Linked DNA regions of Homo sapiens: region 2 is linked to region 1. Evidence: read pairs that join two places in POLR2A ChIA-PET (ENCODE). Cell type or tissue: B cell. All regions are shown on one strand.

Evidence for each region. ChIA-PET counts read pairs that join two places held together with the same protein. Peaks named below come from ENCODE experiments on the same cell type or tissue, not always from the same donor. Only the 100,000 strongest peaks of a DNase experiment are listed, where the experiment ranks them.
Region 2: POLR2A ChIA-PET joins it to region 1 with 6 read pairs; 2 of 35 experiments call an interaction of 5 or more read pairs at or near these places.

What each region holds. Positions count from the first base shown.
Region 1 is chr1:1,674,016-1,682,015 of GRCh38, forward strand. It overlaps SLC35E2B (solute carrier family 35 member E2B), which reads right to left. Exons shown (of 10, transcript NM_001290264.2): 3 at 2,363-2,831; 4 at 2,049-2,184; 5 at 1,448-1,575. The coding sequence starts at 2,684. It also overlaps the pseudogene LOC100288379. Among named protein-coding and RNA genes, the nearest start is that of SLC35E2B, 15 kb to the right of the region's middle. RefSeq lists an enhancer at 3,990-4,039 and a silencer at 6,295-6,589. In B cell, CTCF peaks have their summits at 5,074 and 5,283; DNase peaks (open chromatin) are centred at 3,976 and 4,986; H3K4me3 peaks cover 1,324 bases; H3K27ac peaks cover 2,218 bases.
Region 2 is chr1:1,857,992-1,865,991 of GRCh38, forward strand. The region is part of intron 1 of GNB1 (G protein subunit beta 1); the gene reads right to left. Among named protein-coding and RNA genes, the nearest start is that of GNB1, 29 kb to the right of the region's middle. RefSeq lists enhancers at 5,277-5,326, 5,387-5,436, 5,457-5,516. In B cell, no CTCF peak of the experiment used is centred here; DNase peaks (open chromatin) are centred at 810, 2,830, 3,140, 6,870 and 1 weaker place; H3K4me3 peaks cover 1,250 bases; H3K27ac peaks cover 7,281 bases.

The DNA of each region.
Region 1 (8,000 bases):
CCTGTTCTGCCACTGAAATAATTCCAGAACATCCAAGTCTGGCTAGTACGTGAATTGGAGAAAAAGTTCACTGGTAAGTATGTCGTCTATTGCTTAGAGGAAAATTCTGCCTAAACCAACTCAAAAAAGGTGTACAAAAAATAAGCAAAAGCGTCCCAGGATCCACGCTCCGACAGCTGCGCACGTCGCAATCCTCGAGGACTCGGTCTTCCCAGGTGAAATTGTGGGCAGGAGAATCGGCGTGAAATGGACACAGCAGCTCACAAGGGTTCATTCGGACAAAGCCCAGCAGAATAACGTGGAACGCAAGGTCCAAACTTTTTCTGGTATCGATAAGCTCACAGCCAAGGCTGTTAATTCTGAATCCCCAGAGTTCCAAGTTTCAATTGTTAAGAAAAATGACTAACGTATATTCACAGTGAAAAAACAAAAAGACACACAAAATACAAAAATTAGCTGGGCATGGTGGCACATGCCTGAGGTCCCAGCTACCCAACAGGCTGAGGTGGGAGGATTGCCTAAGCCTGGGAGGCCGAGGTTGCAGTGAGTCGTGACCTCGCCACTGCACTGCAGCCTGGGCGACAGAGCAAGACCCTGTCTCAAAAACATAAAAAAAACAAAAAAAAAAAAACAAAAAAAAACCAGAGTTGACTTTTAGGCTTTGATTTTGTTATAATCACCTAAACGTGTGTGCGGGTCTCAAGTGCATGTGGGGCAAGCCCAACCCCATCCTGGACCCTCGGCCTCCTCCCGTCCCCAAAGGCAGACAGACACTTCCCTCGGCCTTAAGATCTTGTAGTTTCTTAAATAAGCGAACACGTGTGCACCCCCCGACTCCGTTCAAGACGCCGCGCTCTGTGGGCGCCTCTGCTCCTCGCTGGTTTTCATGCAGCCACACTGGGTACGCGACATGGGGCTGACATGTCGCTGGAAATCGCCTGTGAGTCATTAAGAGGTGGGAGAGGCAGGAGCCTGGGTTGCAGCTGAGGTCAGGGGCTGGGGCCCAGGACAGGCCTGTGGTGGCGGGTGCTGGAGAGGCTGTGGGGTGCTGGCACAGGAGGGCCCACGGACCAGGAGCCACGGCCGCCTGTGTGGTGCTGGCCGAAGGCGGCCCCCACCCGTCCTCTTCGGATCAGTGATTGGCACCTGCAGTAATCTTGCTTGCCAGGAATCTGCCCAGCCCCCACCTGTCTCCCCACCCAGTTAGGGCCACAGACACAACCCTGCCCTGACCTCCGCATGCCAGTGTGAGAATACCTGGCAGACGCCAGGCTCCAAGACACCCCCGCACATGTGACCGTGAGAGAAGTGAAGGCACTGCCAGTGTGGGCACCACTCTGAGTGGTCCTCGCGGCAGAGCCCCATGGCAGGCAGCAGAGACGGGCACCACGGATGGAGGCCTGGGATGGTGGGGCGCAGGCGGAGGGGCGGGGCCCGGGGGCCTCACCTGTGTACTCCCCCAGAATCATCCGAGACATGATCACCGTGAAGATGGGGGCGGAGCTCTTCACCGTCTCAGCAAACGAAACCGCCACATTTTTCAGGCTGACCAAACCCAAAACCACAGTTGCAAACCTAAAAATGAGCCAAAAGCACCATCACCTTAGAACGAGTCTGTCTGCCTGCACCCACCGGGCAGGCTCTCCAAGGGGCTCGCTCGCTCGGTTGGCACGTCGGCCCCTCTCCGCCCACCTCCTCATCACCAACATGGTGCCTGGACCCGCTTCTGTGACGCTTTAGGTCGAGCCCCCAGGAAACGGCACTGCGTCCAATGGGAAGTGACTTCTGCCACCCCTTGAAAACGTCCCAGAGACAAGGAGGCACCCTGTCCTGAGACCACCAGCCCGGAAAGAAGCTGACTGAACACACGTGGCAGTGAGAGCCACGAAGCCACATTCATTTGGTGTCCTGAAATCTGGACAGCCCTGGTGCTTTTATAAAGTCTGCACTGAAAACTCACCAGCCAGCAGAGTCCCCGCTCTAGTAACGAGAGGGACTTTACATTTAAAGAAAAAGAGACACTCAACCAAAACCAGGAGATTCTTTACCTCATCAGACCCACAAACAGCATCGTCATAAGGAAGTTGGGTGGGTAGGAAAGCCGGGCCTTGTGCTGATACAAACAGCAAGGAACGAGGGTTTTCACACACCCGATAACCGTGGTGGACAGCATCTGCACCGCACCTGCGGGAGGGAGGGGGCCGAAGACAAGAGGGAGAATCACCCCTCCCATGCCTGCAGTGGGCTCCACCCCCGGCCTCCCATCCTGACCTGGGCTCCCCCGGCCCTCCCGGGTGGTTGCTGGCTGCTCCCTGTGGGGTGGCAGGTGGCCGGCTTCCACCCTGCCCGAGCCGCCGCCTACCTAGCATGCTGGGCTCGCCTCCCAGCAGGGACAGGATGTACTTGTTGAGGAAGAGCGTGCAGAAGCTGAAGAAGAACCACAGCGTGAGGTAGAGCAGCGCCCGCGAGCTCCACACACCCAAGTCTGACTCGATGACCGTGGTCTCCGTGATGGTGACGGTCAGTACGTTCTCATCTGTGCCGCCGTCGCTCTTGGCAAAAACAATCTTCTCACTTCGGTGACCAAACAGAGAGCCCCAGCTGAGAGGCGACCTGCCTTTCGGCTTCTCTTCGGAGCCAGGAACCAGCTCTTCCAGTGCTGGGGTTTTCACCGAGGACGACATGCTGAAGCCACAGCCACGAACGATTTTACCTCCAGGCTGGGCAGCATGGGTCACCGTGACCGCCCGGGGGTGGGGCCGCAGCAGGGACTCCGGGCGCCAGGAACGAGGCCACCAGGGCCTCTCCCAGGCAAAGCGCAGAAGCAGACGCTAAAATATTAAGAAAAGGAAACACATCACCCGTTTTGAACATTTAATGTCCTCAAAGGTTTCAACCACCAATTTAAAATCACTTTGAAAATGCAATTGGGCCGGGCACGGTGGCTCACACCTGTAATCCCAGCACTTTGGGAGGCCGAGGCAGGTGGATCACCTTAGGTCAGGAGTTCGAGACCACCCTGGCCAACATGACGAAACCCCGTCTCTACTAAAAATATAAAAACTAGCAGGGCATGGTGGCCGGCGCCTGTAATCCCAGCTACTCGGGAGGCTGAGGCAGAAGAATTGCTTGAACCCAGGAGACGGAGGTTGCAGTGAGCCGACATGATACCACTGCACTCCAGCCTCAGTGACAGAGTGAGACTCTGTCTCAAGAAAAGAAAAAAAGAAAATGCAATCGTTCACTGTCCAAAGATTTTTAGCAATTGAATCCCGTTTTTCTCTGCGCGTGTTGGCGGATCCTTGCTCTTGAGAGACGGTCTCCTGGCACACTTGACTGTCGTCCTGGCAGACCTGGGGCTGTGGGTCCTTCACGCCCTGCCTGGCAGCTGCACCTTCTCGATGGGCTTTGTGGCTGCCGCTGTCGGGTGCCCAGGACTAATTCCATGCTACTTTCTTTTTCCTTTTTTTTTTTTTTTTTGAGACGGAGTATTGCTCTGTCGCCCAGGCTGAAGTGCAGAGGCGTGATCTGGGCTCACTGCAAGCTCCGCCTCCCGGGTTCTCGCCATTCTCCTGCCTCAGGCTCCCGAGTAGCTGGGACGACAGGCGTCCGCCACCACGTCCGGCTAATTTTTTGTAATTTTTTTTTTTTTAGTAGAGACGGGTTTTCACCGTGTTAGCCAGGATGGTCTCGATCTCCTGACCTCGTGAACCGCCCACCTCGGCCTCCTAAAGTTCCATGCTACTTTCTAGACAGACTCCGTGGTATAAAACCACACTTACACCCGCTTCACGCTCAGGCGACTGTGGCTTCGGGGCGAGACACCCCCTCCCTTCCCACGAGCTCCAGGAAGGTCAGAACAGCCGTTTCCTCCTGAGGTCCAGTGGGAATCATCCCCCCAGCTGGGGCTTTGCACAGACGCCACTGTGACTCCGCAGCACCGAGACCCCACCTCCCCCAGGTCTCAATCCCAGCGCTCAGGCAGCCCGATTTCCTGTTTCTCACACCTGGGTTTCTCTTCCTGCTTCGGGGGAGGCTGTGCATCTGAAGGGGCGCCCATCCTGTCTCACCAAGGCGCTCTGGGAGCGTGTGGTGCCGGCCGTGCTGCCCGACCCAGTACCCCTCCTCGTCTCACTTCTCCCCCGGGAAACTGGGGTTCCCACCTCATTCGTGACCTCCTTCTGTGTTTATGTTTATGCACTTGCGTGCGTGCCATATGTATACATAAATATTCTGTGTTCACACTGAGGGACGCACGCCACCCCCTCCCCCATGAAGACCTCGCCTGGGTGCTCAGGCCGGCCTCTCCCCCAGCTCACCTGCCCAGCAGTGCTCAGAGGTGCCTGAAACTTGGCCTCCCCATACCCGGGAACAGGCGCTTCTGCCCTCTCCCCAGTGGCGGCAATGCCAGGGCCTCTGCAGCCTTCCTCTCTCTCCTCCCCTCCCCCTGCTGTGTGTGTCTGTGCACCCAGGTCTCCCCGTCTGCCCATCACACCGCCAGCTCAGTGCCACCCAGACGCTCCCAGGCCACCCATGTGTGCCCTGACCCCTCGGTGCACCAGGACAGCTGCCTCCAAGGGCACCCCAGGCCTCAGTGAGGAGAAGGCCGACCCCTCCACCAGTTCCCACAGCCTCGGAATAACAAAGGACTCATCCACTCCTCGGGCCACTGACAGTGCCAGATCTCCACAAAGACACCATTCCCTTCTTCCTGTTCAGCAGCACAGTCCCACTGCTTAGCCTGGGGTGACAACAAGCTGGGAGCTAAACCTCCATGGGCTGCAGCCTCCCTGGAGCTAGGACTGGCTGGGCCCTGAGCCAGGGAGCTAGGAGACTTTGTGCCAGTTTCCCGGACTGATGGGCCCTGGCTGGGGGTGGAGCAGCTACCTGGCTTTCCTGAGGTGAAAATCCAACAACAAAGGGTGCGGCAGAGCAAAAGGACAGAGCACTCGCGACAGGGCTCCGCAAGGCAGGGGTGGAGCTCATGGCAGGCGTGGATCTCACTCCCCACCTCACTAGGCCTCACGGCCCTTGACCTCTCCCTCCCACCTCGAAGGCTGCCCCCTGGCTGGGGACGCTGTCACAGCACCCGCTACACAGGCTCTGCCACCACCAGCGAGTTTCTAAAACCAAATTCATTTACATGGCAAGGAGGCCACGCTCAAGAAACCCCTCCAGGAGCAAGGAACAGCACGTGGGCTCGGGCGTGTGCAGACGACGCCAGTCACGTCCCACCTGACGTCGAGGCAAACCTGGAATTCAAAAGGCAAGCATCTCCCTCTTGCCAGAACAGTCTGTCCACTTAGCTTCCCTCTGAGAAACTCACAGCATCCCAGGCAAAACTGCTCCCCGCAATGAGGACCCCCATTCCCCTTCTCTGCTGACACTGTGCTCCAAGAAGCCTGTGGGACCCACACAAGCAGCCCAGTCCCCACCCTAATGTTTGCTCACAATTAGTGGAAACAAAAAAACAGAAATCACACTTCACTGACGCTGCCGTTCTCTGTACATCAAGAACTTAAGGTTCTGGGCCAGGCGCCGTGGCTCACACCTGGAATCCCAGCACTTTGGGAGGCCAAGGTGGGCGGATCACCTGAGCTCAGGAGTTCATGACCAGCCTGGCAAACACAGCAAAACCCCGTCTCTACTAAAAGTACAAAAAAAAAATCAGCCGGGTGTGGTGGCTGGCACCTGTAATCCCAGCTACTCGGGAGGCTGAGGCAGGAGAATCACTTGAACCTGGAAGGCAGAGCTTGCAGTGAGCTGAGATCGCGCCATTGCACCCCAGCCTGAGCAACAGAGCGAGACTCCCGTCAAAAAAAAAAAAAAAAAAAATGCTGGGCGCGATGGCTCACACCTGTAATCCCAGCACTTTGGGAGGCCGAGGAGGGTGGATCATGAGGTCAGGAGTTCAAGACCAGCCTGACCAACGTGGAGAAACCCCGTCTCTACTAAAAATACAAAATTAGCCGGGCGTAGTGGATGCCTGTAATCCCAGCTACTCAGGAGGCTGAGGCAGGAGAATCGCTTGAACCCGGGAGGCGGAGGTTGCGGTGAGCCGAGATCACACCGTTGTACTCCAGCCTGGGCAACAAGAGTGAAACTCCGTCTCAAAAAAAAAAAATTTTTTTTTAATGTAGCCGGGCATGGTGGTGCATGTCTGTAGTCCTAACTACTTAGGAGGCTGGGGTGGGAGGATTGCTTGAACAAGAGAGGTCAAGGCTGCAGTGAGCCGTGATTGTGCCACTGAACTCCAGCCTGGGCAACAGAGCAAGACCCTGACTCTAAAAATTAAAAAAAAGTTAAAAAAAATTAAAAGAGCTTAAACAAGAAGCCGACTGCAAACAAAGGCCTCTCCATGCAGCTGCGCTGGGACGCGGGTTCTCTGTCCGATCACTGCACAGCAGCCCACTGGACAAATGGACCCATTCTGGCAAGAAGCACTTGGGACGGGCTACTAGGAGCATCCTCGTCTGTGTCTACGTGCAGGAGTGGAACTGCCCAGCCCTGGGACACGCATGCTGAGCCCCAGCCAACGTCACACCGACCTGTGCTCCCACAGCCCTGCCCCGGCTCTGTGTGGGTGACTGTCCCGTCCCTGCAGTTGAGCCCACGTGGTCCCGGGGTCTCCATTCCCCTCCCAATCTGCAGGACTTCACTACCATGAACCGTCCTCACCCCCAGCATCCCTGTCCCCACAGCTCCAAGGCCGCAGGAGGAGGCGATATCTAATCTTCCCCCCACGTAAACACCTGTCCCTGCGTAAATGCCTGAGGCTGGCTGCTTATTCTTTTTTTTTTTTTTTTAGATGGAATCTCGATCTGTCGCCCAGGCTGGAGTTTAGTGGCATAATCTCGGCTCACTGCAACCTCCACCTCCCAGGTTCAAGGGATTCTCCTGCCTCAGCCTCCCGAGTAACTGGGATTACAGGCGCCTGCCACCACGCCCAGCCGCTTCTTATTCAAACACTGGGAGCTCCACGTCAGACCAGTGAAGTCAGAGAATCCTGAAGTCCAAGTTCTCAGCTCCTCAGCCAACTCAAGGGCAGCCAGGCAGGAGCCACCCCTGCAGAGGCACCCACGGTTCGTTCCTGTCACTGACTGTTCCCAGGCTGGAAATTCCTGACGGTACAAATGCAAACAGATTCCGGCCTGAAACTGTCTAGTGAGACCTTTCTTTCCTTTTCCTTTTCTTTTTTTCGAGATAGAGTCTCGCTCTGTCAGCCAGACTGGAGTGCAATGGCATGATCTTGGCTCACTGCAAGCTCTGCCTCCTGGGTTCACACCATTCTCCTGCCTCAGCCTCTGAAGTAGCTGGGACTACAGGCGCCCGCCACCACGCCTGGCTAATTTTGTTTTTTTTTGTATTTTTTTAGTAGAGACAGGGTTTCACCATGTTACCCAGGATGGTCTCGATCTCCTGACCTCGTGATCCACCCACCTAGGCCTCCCAAAGTGCTGGGACTACAGGCGTGAGCCACCGCGCCCGGCCTCTTTTCTTTTCTTTTTTGAGAGGGACTCTTACTCTGTCGCCCAGGCTAGAGTGCAGTGGCACAATCTCAGCTCACCGTAGCCCCCACTTCTTGGATTCAAGGGATTCGCATGCCTCAGCCTCTCGGGCAGCTGGAATTATAGGCATGCGCCACCAAGCCTGGCTAATTTTTGTACTTTTAGAAGAGATAGGATTTAGGCCGGGCGTGGTGGCTCACGCCTGTAATCCCAGCACTTTGGGAGGCTGAGGCAGAGGGATCCCGAGGTCAGGAGATGGAGACTATCCTGACTAACACTGTGAAATTCTGTCTCTACTAAAAATACAAAAAATTAGCCAGGCGTGGTGGCGGGCGCCTGTAGTCCCAGCTACTCAGGAGGCTGAGGCAGGAGAACGGTGTGAACCCGGGAGGTGGAGCTTGCAGCGAGCCGAGATCGCGCCACTGCACTCACTCCAGCCTGGGCGACAGAGCAACACTCTGTCTCAAAAAAAAAAAAAAAAAAAAAAAAAAA
Region 2 (8,000 bases), 180 kb after region 1:
GGGGCTACTGCAATTCTTCCCTCTGGCACTGCACTAGCTGAGGACATGCCACAAAGCAGCACACATGGATCCATAATGGAGAATCCAGAACAATTACAGTCCCCAAAACACACAAAATAAAAACACAACTGCACAGTCACTGGTGTTTTTTCTTTTCTTTAAAAGCATTCATGAATATCCCCACTGCCTTATCTGCCTACTATGTCAAAAACAGGAGAGAAGGCCATGGCCAGAATCATGGAACATCCAATAAAGGCAGTCACTTGTTATTCTGACAAGTCATTTGTTTTCAGTTCATCTGTCGCATCTGTCAAGAAAAACACAGACTGTCTTCTAAAAGTCCGTTTTTAACTATTTTATTTTTTTTCAATGACAAATTCCACTTGTACCATAGAAGCCATATTCTGCATGTTGGAGAGGCCCCTTTGTGGTCCCTCATCCCTGGGTTCTTCCTGGGCATCCTATGGCCTCCCCTCTGGTGACAGGCAGCACCCCGAAGACTTAATTTTGATTCTTAAAAAGGGACAGATCCCTCCTTCCACCCTTGTCCAGGTACTTCCAGAGGGTGGGTCCCCTTCTCATGGGAACATACTACCCCCACTCACCAGACCACAGTGATGAGTCCAGCCCAGACTGTGGGCCATGAAAGCCTAAGCTCCCAAAACAAACAAGATGCCAGGGACACTGCAGCCATCTCAGAGGACACCGAAAGACATTTTAAAGCCAAGGGAAGCACAGCAGAACATCAGCTGCTGGACACCAAGGGAGCCACAGCTCGAGGGGGTTCGTGCTCCAACAGCAGATGGAGCTACACCCTTCCCGATGACGTCACATCCTAATAAAGCCCTGTTTGCAGTGGCTGCTGTGATAAAAAAGCAAGCTCTGCATGAAATCAACATGGAACAGGAAACAAGGGGTGGGGTGGGACGGAGTCCAATCTGATTCTGAAGTTTGAGAAGCTGTACAACCCATTAGTAATTGTGGCTATTTAAAAATAAAATACAGTTTCCTTCAATTTATGGGTATTTATTTTCTTTTTTTTTTTTTTGGAGGCAGAGTTTCACTTGTTGCCCAGGCTGGAATGCAATAGCGCGATCTCAGCTCACTGCAACCTCCACCTCTCAGGTTCAATCAATTCTCCTGTCTCAGCCTCCCAAGTAGCCAGGATTAGAGGCATGCACCACAAAGCCCGGCTAATTTTTATATTATTAGTAGAGACAGGGTTTCACAATGTTGGCCAGGCTGGTCTCGAATTCCTGACCTCAAGTGATCCACCCGCCTGAGCCTCCGAAAGTGCTGGGCTTACAGGCGTGAGCCACCACGCCCCGACGGGGATTAGTTTTCAAATGGCTACCCTAACTTCCTAGGACATAAATAGTTAAACTGTTTAGATGGAAAGATTCAACAAAGGGCTGGGCGTGGTGGCTCATGTGAGCCTGTAATCCCAGCACTTTGAGAGCAGCCTGGGCAACAGAGGGAGATCCTGTCTCTTCAAACAAACAAAAAAATTCAATAAAGGGAATGTGAACTATGTATCGTGGCCTAAAGGCATTTGGAGACATAAAGGTGCCATGAATCTGCCCTCAGGGATGAGACGCCAACGGAGACTGATTGGCAGGAGTGGGGGAGGAAAGAAAATGTAAAGAAAGGGGGAGCAGGGTAAACTAAAGGAGAGAAAAGGGGAGAGGAAGGAGAAGTGGGGTGGGGGAGAGGGGTGGGAAAGAAGAGGGAGGCAGGCCGGGCGCGGTGGCTCACGCCTGTAATCCCAGCACTTTGGGAGGCCGAGAGGCGGGCAAATCAGGAGGTCAGGAGATCGAGATCGACCATCCTTGCCAACACGGTAAACCCCTGTTCTCTACTAAAAATACAAAAAAGGTGTAAGGAAGGGATCCATTTTCAGTTTTTGTTGTGGGGTGGGGGGAGAGGGGACGGAAAGCATTAGGAGATATACTTAATGTAAATGTAAATGACCAGTTAATAGGTACAGCACACCAACATGGCACATGTATACATATGTAACAAACCTGCACGTTGTGCACATGTACCCTAGAACTTAAAGTATAATAAAAAAAAAGTAAACAAAGAAGAAGTAAAAAATAGCAACCATAAAAAGGAATGAAAGCATGTCCTTTGCAGCAACATGGATGCAGCTGGAAGCCATTATCCTAAGTGAATTAACACAGCAACAAAAAACTGAATACCACATGTTCTCATTTATAAGTGGGAGCTAAACATCAGGGACTTGTGGACATAAAGATGGCAAAAATAGACAATGGGGACTATTAGACAGGGGCATGATAGAGGGTGGCAAGAGTTGGAAAACTGACTGTTGGGTACTATGCTTAGTACCTGGGTGATGGGATTACTCATACCCAAACTTGAGCATCATGCAATATAACCAGGAAATAAACCTGCACATGCAACCCTGAATCTAAAATAAAAGTTGAAAAAATTAGTCAAAAAATAAATAAATAAAAACAAACAAACAAAAAAAAATTAGCCAGTCGTGGTGGTGGGCGCCTGTAGTCCCAGCTACCTGGGAGGCTGAGGCAGGAGAACGGTGTCAACCTTGGAGGCGGAGCTTGCAGCGAGCCGAGATCACGCCACTGCACTCCAGCCTGGGCAACAGAGCAAGACTCCATCTCCAACAAAAAAAAAAAAAAAGAGGGAGGAAGAGTCCCCACAAACCAGCCTGTGGGCAACAGAGCAAGACTCTGTCTCAAAAAAAAAGAGGGAGGAAGAGTCCCCACAAACCGACCAGACTGCAGCTCAGCTCTAAATCCACCCCAAAAGCCTCACCTACTGCTCTGCCCCTCCACTTTGCAGTAAGCTGTAACACACTACACGCTCATCAAAAATGGGAACTGACACTTTGGGAGGCCGAGCCGGACAGATCGCTTGAGGTCAGGAGTTCGAGACCCGCCTGACCAACATGGCTAAACTCCATGTCTACTAAAAATACAAAAATTAGCTGGGCATGGTGGCACGAGCCTGTAGTCCCAGCTACTTGGGAGGCTGAGACAAGAGAATCCCTTGAACCCGGGAGGCAGAGGTTGCAGTAAGCCGAGATGCTGCCACTTGCACTCCAGCCTGGGCGACAGAGCGAGACTCTGTCTCACAAAAAAAAAAAAAAAAAAGGGAACTGACTTCCCAATCTTTGTGTCTCAGAACAAAACCCAGCACAGCTGCGCACAGTGGCTCATGCCCATAATCCCAATATTGTGGGAGGCTAAGGCAGGGAGACTGTTAGAAGCCAGGACTTGGAGCCCAGTCTGGGCAACATAAAGAGTCCTCATCTCCACACACACAAAAAAATTTTTTAAAAATTAACTGGACATGGTGGTGCACATCTGTAGCTGAGGCAGGAGGATCACTGAGCCTCAGAGGTCAAGGCTACAGCAAGTTATGATCCCACCGCTGCACTCCAGCCTGAGTGACAGAGCAAGACCCTGTGTACTGTCTCAAAAATAATAATAATAATAATAATAAAAACCCAGCAGGAACTCAGTAACTGCTTATTGAAAGGCATCCCTCAAGGGAAGCAGGATTGGCAAGCAGCCTTGAGAACAGACACATCTCAGAGATTTTATATCCTCAGGGGGTTGGGGGTTGGTGGTGGGGGAGAAGTGATGGAGGGGCAAGAGAGGATGTAAGGAAGACACAGGTCAGAGCTGGAAGCAACCCTGAAGGAGGCTTCAATCTGTGGCTAAAACAGAGCTGGTGCTGAGGCTCCAGTTAGAGCTCAAACTGGACCCTTCAAGCAACACAGACAGCACTGGAAGCATTCACCAGAGAAGCCCCAGGACACATCTCTGGGGTATTCAGCTCAAAATGCAAAACCTGAATCCCCCCATGAGGCAGCCACCAGACCCAAAGTGAGGGATGTCCTACAGGATAACTGGCCTGTACTCTTTAAACCTCAAGGGAGGCCGGGCGCAGTGGCTCACGCCTGTAATCCCAGCTACTCGGGAGGCTGAGGCAAGAGAATCACTTGAGCCCCGGGGGTCGGAGGTTGCAGTGAGCTGAGATCGCACCACTGCACGCCAGCCTGGGCGACAGAGTGAGACTCCATCTCAAAAAAAAAGCCTGGTGTGGTGGCGCACACCTGTAATCCCAGCTACTTGGGAGGCTAAGGCAGGACAATCACTTGAACCAAGGAGATGAAAGTTGCAGTGAGCCAAGATTGCGCCACTGCACTCCGCCTGGGTAACAGAGTAAAACCTTGTCAAATAAATAAATAACTAAGTAAAGTGTATATGTTAGCAGAGCAACGTGGCAGTCCCATGTACCATGAATTGGAGGATGAAGAGCCACTAAGTAACTCCTGGGACCTCCTCTTCGGAGGCTTGTCAGGTAAATTAGGAGATGATTACAACAGTCTGAGTGAGAAGTCCACCCATTAACTTCTCCCCACACTGAGTGAGACAATCAGTTTCCTAAGTCTATTACCCGGTAGTGTAAAGTACTTCATTTTTATTAATTTTTTTTTTTTTGAGACAGGGTCTCGTTCAGTTGCCCAGGCTGGAGCGGCACAATTACGGCTCACTGCAGACTTGACCTCCTGGGCTCAAGCAATCCTCCCACCTCAGCATCCCGAGTAGCTGGGACTACAAGCCGTGCTCTGATGCCCCCGATTTTTGTAATTTTTGTAGAGACAGGGTTTCCCCCATGTTGCCTAGGCTGGTCTCCAGCTCCTGGGCTCAAGCAATCGGCTGCCTTGACCTCCCAAAGTGTTGGGACTACAGGCACAATCCACTACACCTGGCCAGTACTTTATTTGTACAGAAGCAGAACAAATACACCCAGCAGAAAGGTAAGGAAGCTGAGGAGGGCTCCCCGGTAAGGTATTACACGTAGGCATCACACCTTGGAGACTCTTAGAAAACACCACGGAGGAGGCAAGGTGGCTGAATTTGAACTGCAGTGGTGCTGAAGTCCACACAAATAACTGCCATACACACACAAGAGGGAAAACCAAACCTCATTCAGCCCCACGCCAGGCCACATCCCTCTACCTAAGAGCACAGTGCTAGACCCAGGCTGAATGTGTCTGACCCTCAGCACTGTGGACACTGGGGTCATCCCGGGTGGTGCAGGGTGCTGAACAGCATCACTGGCGTCTGTTCATCAGATGAACACAATCCTTGGTCACTGCCCCTCTTCAGCCATCAGTCTACAAATGGGCTGTAGAGGTTTTCCAACCAAACAAATGAGTAACAGAGGCTCAGATGGGCAAGTTGTGAGGTGGTGCTGGCTAGAAATGGAAGCAGTGAGGGCCACAGAGAAACAAAGAAAAGAAAGTATGTGACAACACCCAATCATGTAAGTTATGCAATTTATAGCCAACCTGAGTAATATGTGAGATAATTTGACTGATTTTAGAGCCTCATCTCCCACAGAAACCTGACCAATTCAGAAAAGCACTGCCGTCCCTTGCCCACTGTGGCTGCTGCCACTGGAGGGGTTTGGGAGTGGGGCAAACACACCCCAGACATTGCAAAGCGTCAACAAAGCCCTTTACTGAAACGTCTACTTAGGAGACCTAACTGCCTTTCTATGGCTAAACCTAGTGTTCAGGCTCCACCACCTTCTACATGCTGCTACTCTGTTAACTATAAAAGAACACAAAAAACAAAAACCCACAGGACTCACTCTTCATCCACAAATAGCTCATTTTGAGATCTTCTCCTTCCAAGGTTCTTTTAGTGAGCAAACACCCAAATTTCAGATATCACACACAGTAAGATTTCAAAGGAGATTTAAGTTGGAAAAATTCAGAAAACCTACCTATGCTTAAGCACTGAATCCCCACTCTCAGTGTAGTATATGGCAGCACATAATTGATAACATTTTTTTAAAGAATAGGACAGAACAATGTTTCTGTGGGAGGTGGTGTTGCACAGTGACTGAAAACAAGAGGGTCTGGGCCAGGCACACTGGCTCACGCCTGTAATCCTAAAATTTTGGAAGGCCAAGGCGGGTGGATCCAGTTTGGGCAACATAGTTGGACCCTGTCTCTACAAAACAAAAAAACAAAATTTAAAAAATTTGCCAGGAGTGGTGGCTCACACCTGTAATCCCAGCACTTTGGGAGGCTGAGGCAGGTGGATCACGAGGTCAGGAGTTCAAGATCAGCCTGGCCAAGATGATGAAACCCTGTCTCTACTAAATATACAAAAAAATTAGCCAGGCGTGGTGGCAGGCACCTGTAATCCCAGCTATTCAGGAGGCTGAGGCAGAGAGTTGCTTGGGAGGCGGAGGTTGCAGTGTGCCAAGATCGTGCCACTGCACTCCAGCCTGGGTGACAAGAGCAAGACTCTCTCAAAAAAAAAAAAAAAAAAAAAAGAAGAAAACCCCACGAAAAAACTATTCTTAGCTTCTGGGCCACAGAAAGAGATGGCTGTAGCGTGGCAACTTCTGGCTCATAGCATAGGGCCTAGTACACAGTAGGTAGTTAAAACGGCCGCAATGATACTGGTTTCTCCCACTATCATCACAAGTTATTCCCTCCGGCCGACCCATCCTGCCGATTACCACCTGGCCTGTAGGTTAACTTCATGTAGCCAATTCTGTGCCATGAGGAGCATGTTCCACCTAACAGAAACCTGACATTCCTGCACCCCAGGAAGTACATTTTTGGGTCTTTAAATCAAACTATATAATCTTGCCTAAGAACTCTGAAAAACCCAGTATACGAAAGACTTTTTCCACTAGTTTGTACTCTGAGTAAAATTCTTCGTTCTGCAATTTATAACTAAGAGGTTATATTTTAGTTGCTCATCTCCCAACACCTTTTACTCACTGCATCTTAGAGTGCTCACTTACAGCTGCTGATGCACATCTCCTCTTTCACAAAACGTAAAGGTTTCATCAGCTACAATTAGCTTAACCAATTACATTTTACTTGGCCTTTGGTTTTGCCTGATTGCCTTGTACAGAGTTATGAAGAGTATTGCTATCTAACATCTGTTATAAAAACTACCAGGCCAGGCCAGGCGTGGTGGCTCATGCCTGTAATCCCAGCACTTTGGGAGGCTGAGGCGGGCAGATCACAAGGTCAGGAGATCGAGACCATCCTGGCTAACATGGTGAAACCTCATCTCTACTAAAAATACAAAAAATTAGCCAGGCGTGGTGGCGGGCACCTGAAGTCCCAGCAACTCGGGAGGCTGAGGCAGGAGAATGGCATGAACCCGGGAGGCAGAGGTGGCAGTGAGCAGAGATCACGCCACAGAACTCCAGCCTGGGTGACAGAGTGAGACTCCATCTCAAAAAACAAAAAAAAAACAAAAAAAAACCAAAAAAAAAAAACAGGCAACACATTGTGGCTCATGCCTGTAATCCCAGCACTCTGAGAGGCCGAGGAGGGCGGATCACAAGGTCAGGAGATCGAGACCATCCTGGCTAACACGGTGAAACCCCATCTCTACTAAAAATACAAAACATTGGCCAGGTGTGGTGGCGGGCACCTGTAGTCCCAGCTACTCAGGAGGCTGAGGCAGGAGAATCGCTTGAACCCGGGAAGCAGAGGTCGCAGTGAGCCAAGATTGTGCCACCGCACTCCAACCTGGGCAACAGAGTGAGACTCCATCTCAAAAAGAACTACCGGATTACAGTTATGTTATGTTCACAATACCAGCATCCAAAAATATCCAGTGACAGGATACAGCAAGAAACATGACTACAAGGTCTATGAAACAGGAGACTACAGTACCTAAAAAGGCAGATTTAAACAAATTCCTGTAATGTGCTCATTTCAGTCATGCTAACTTGAGAAAGCTTTTAAAACTTTTAAATGTAAATAATCCACTTTCACATTTCTTCCAAAATGAAAAATAACTCCTTTTTTCTGTCACTGACTTTGGCGAATTTTCCAAAAAATAAAGAGAAAACAGTTTTGTTTTTTGGTTGTTGTTTTTTGAGACCACGCCTGGCCTTGAAAACAGTATTTATTTATTTTTTTTTTTTTTGAGTTTCACTCTTGTTGCCCAGGCTGGAGT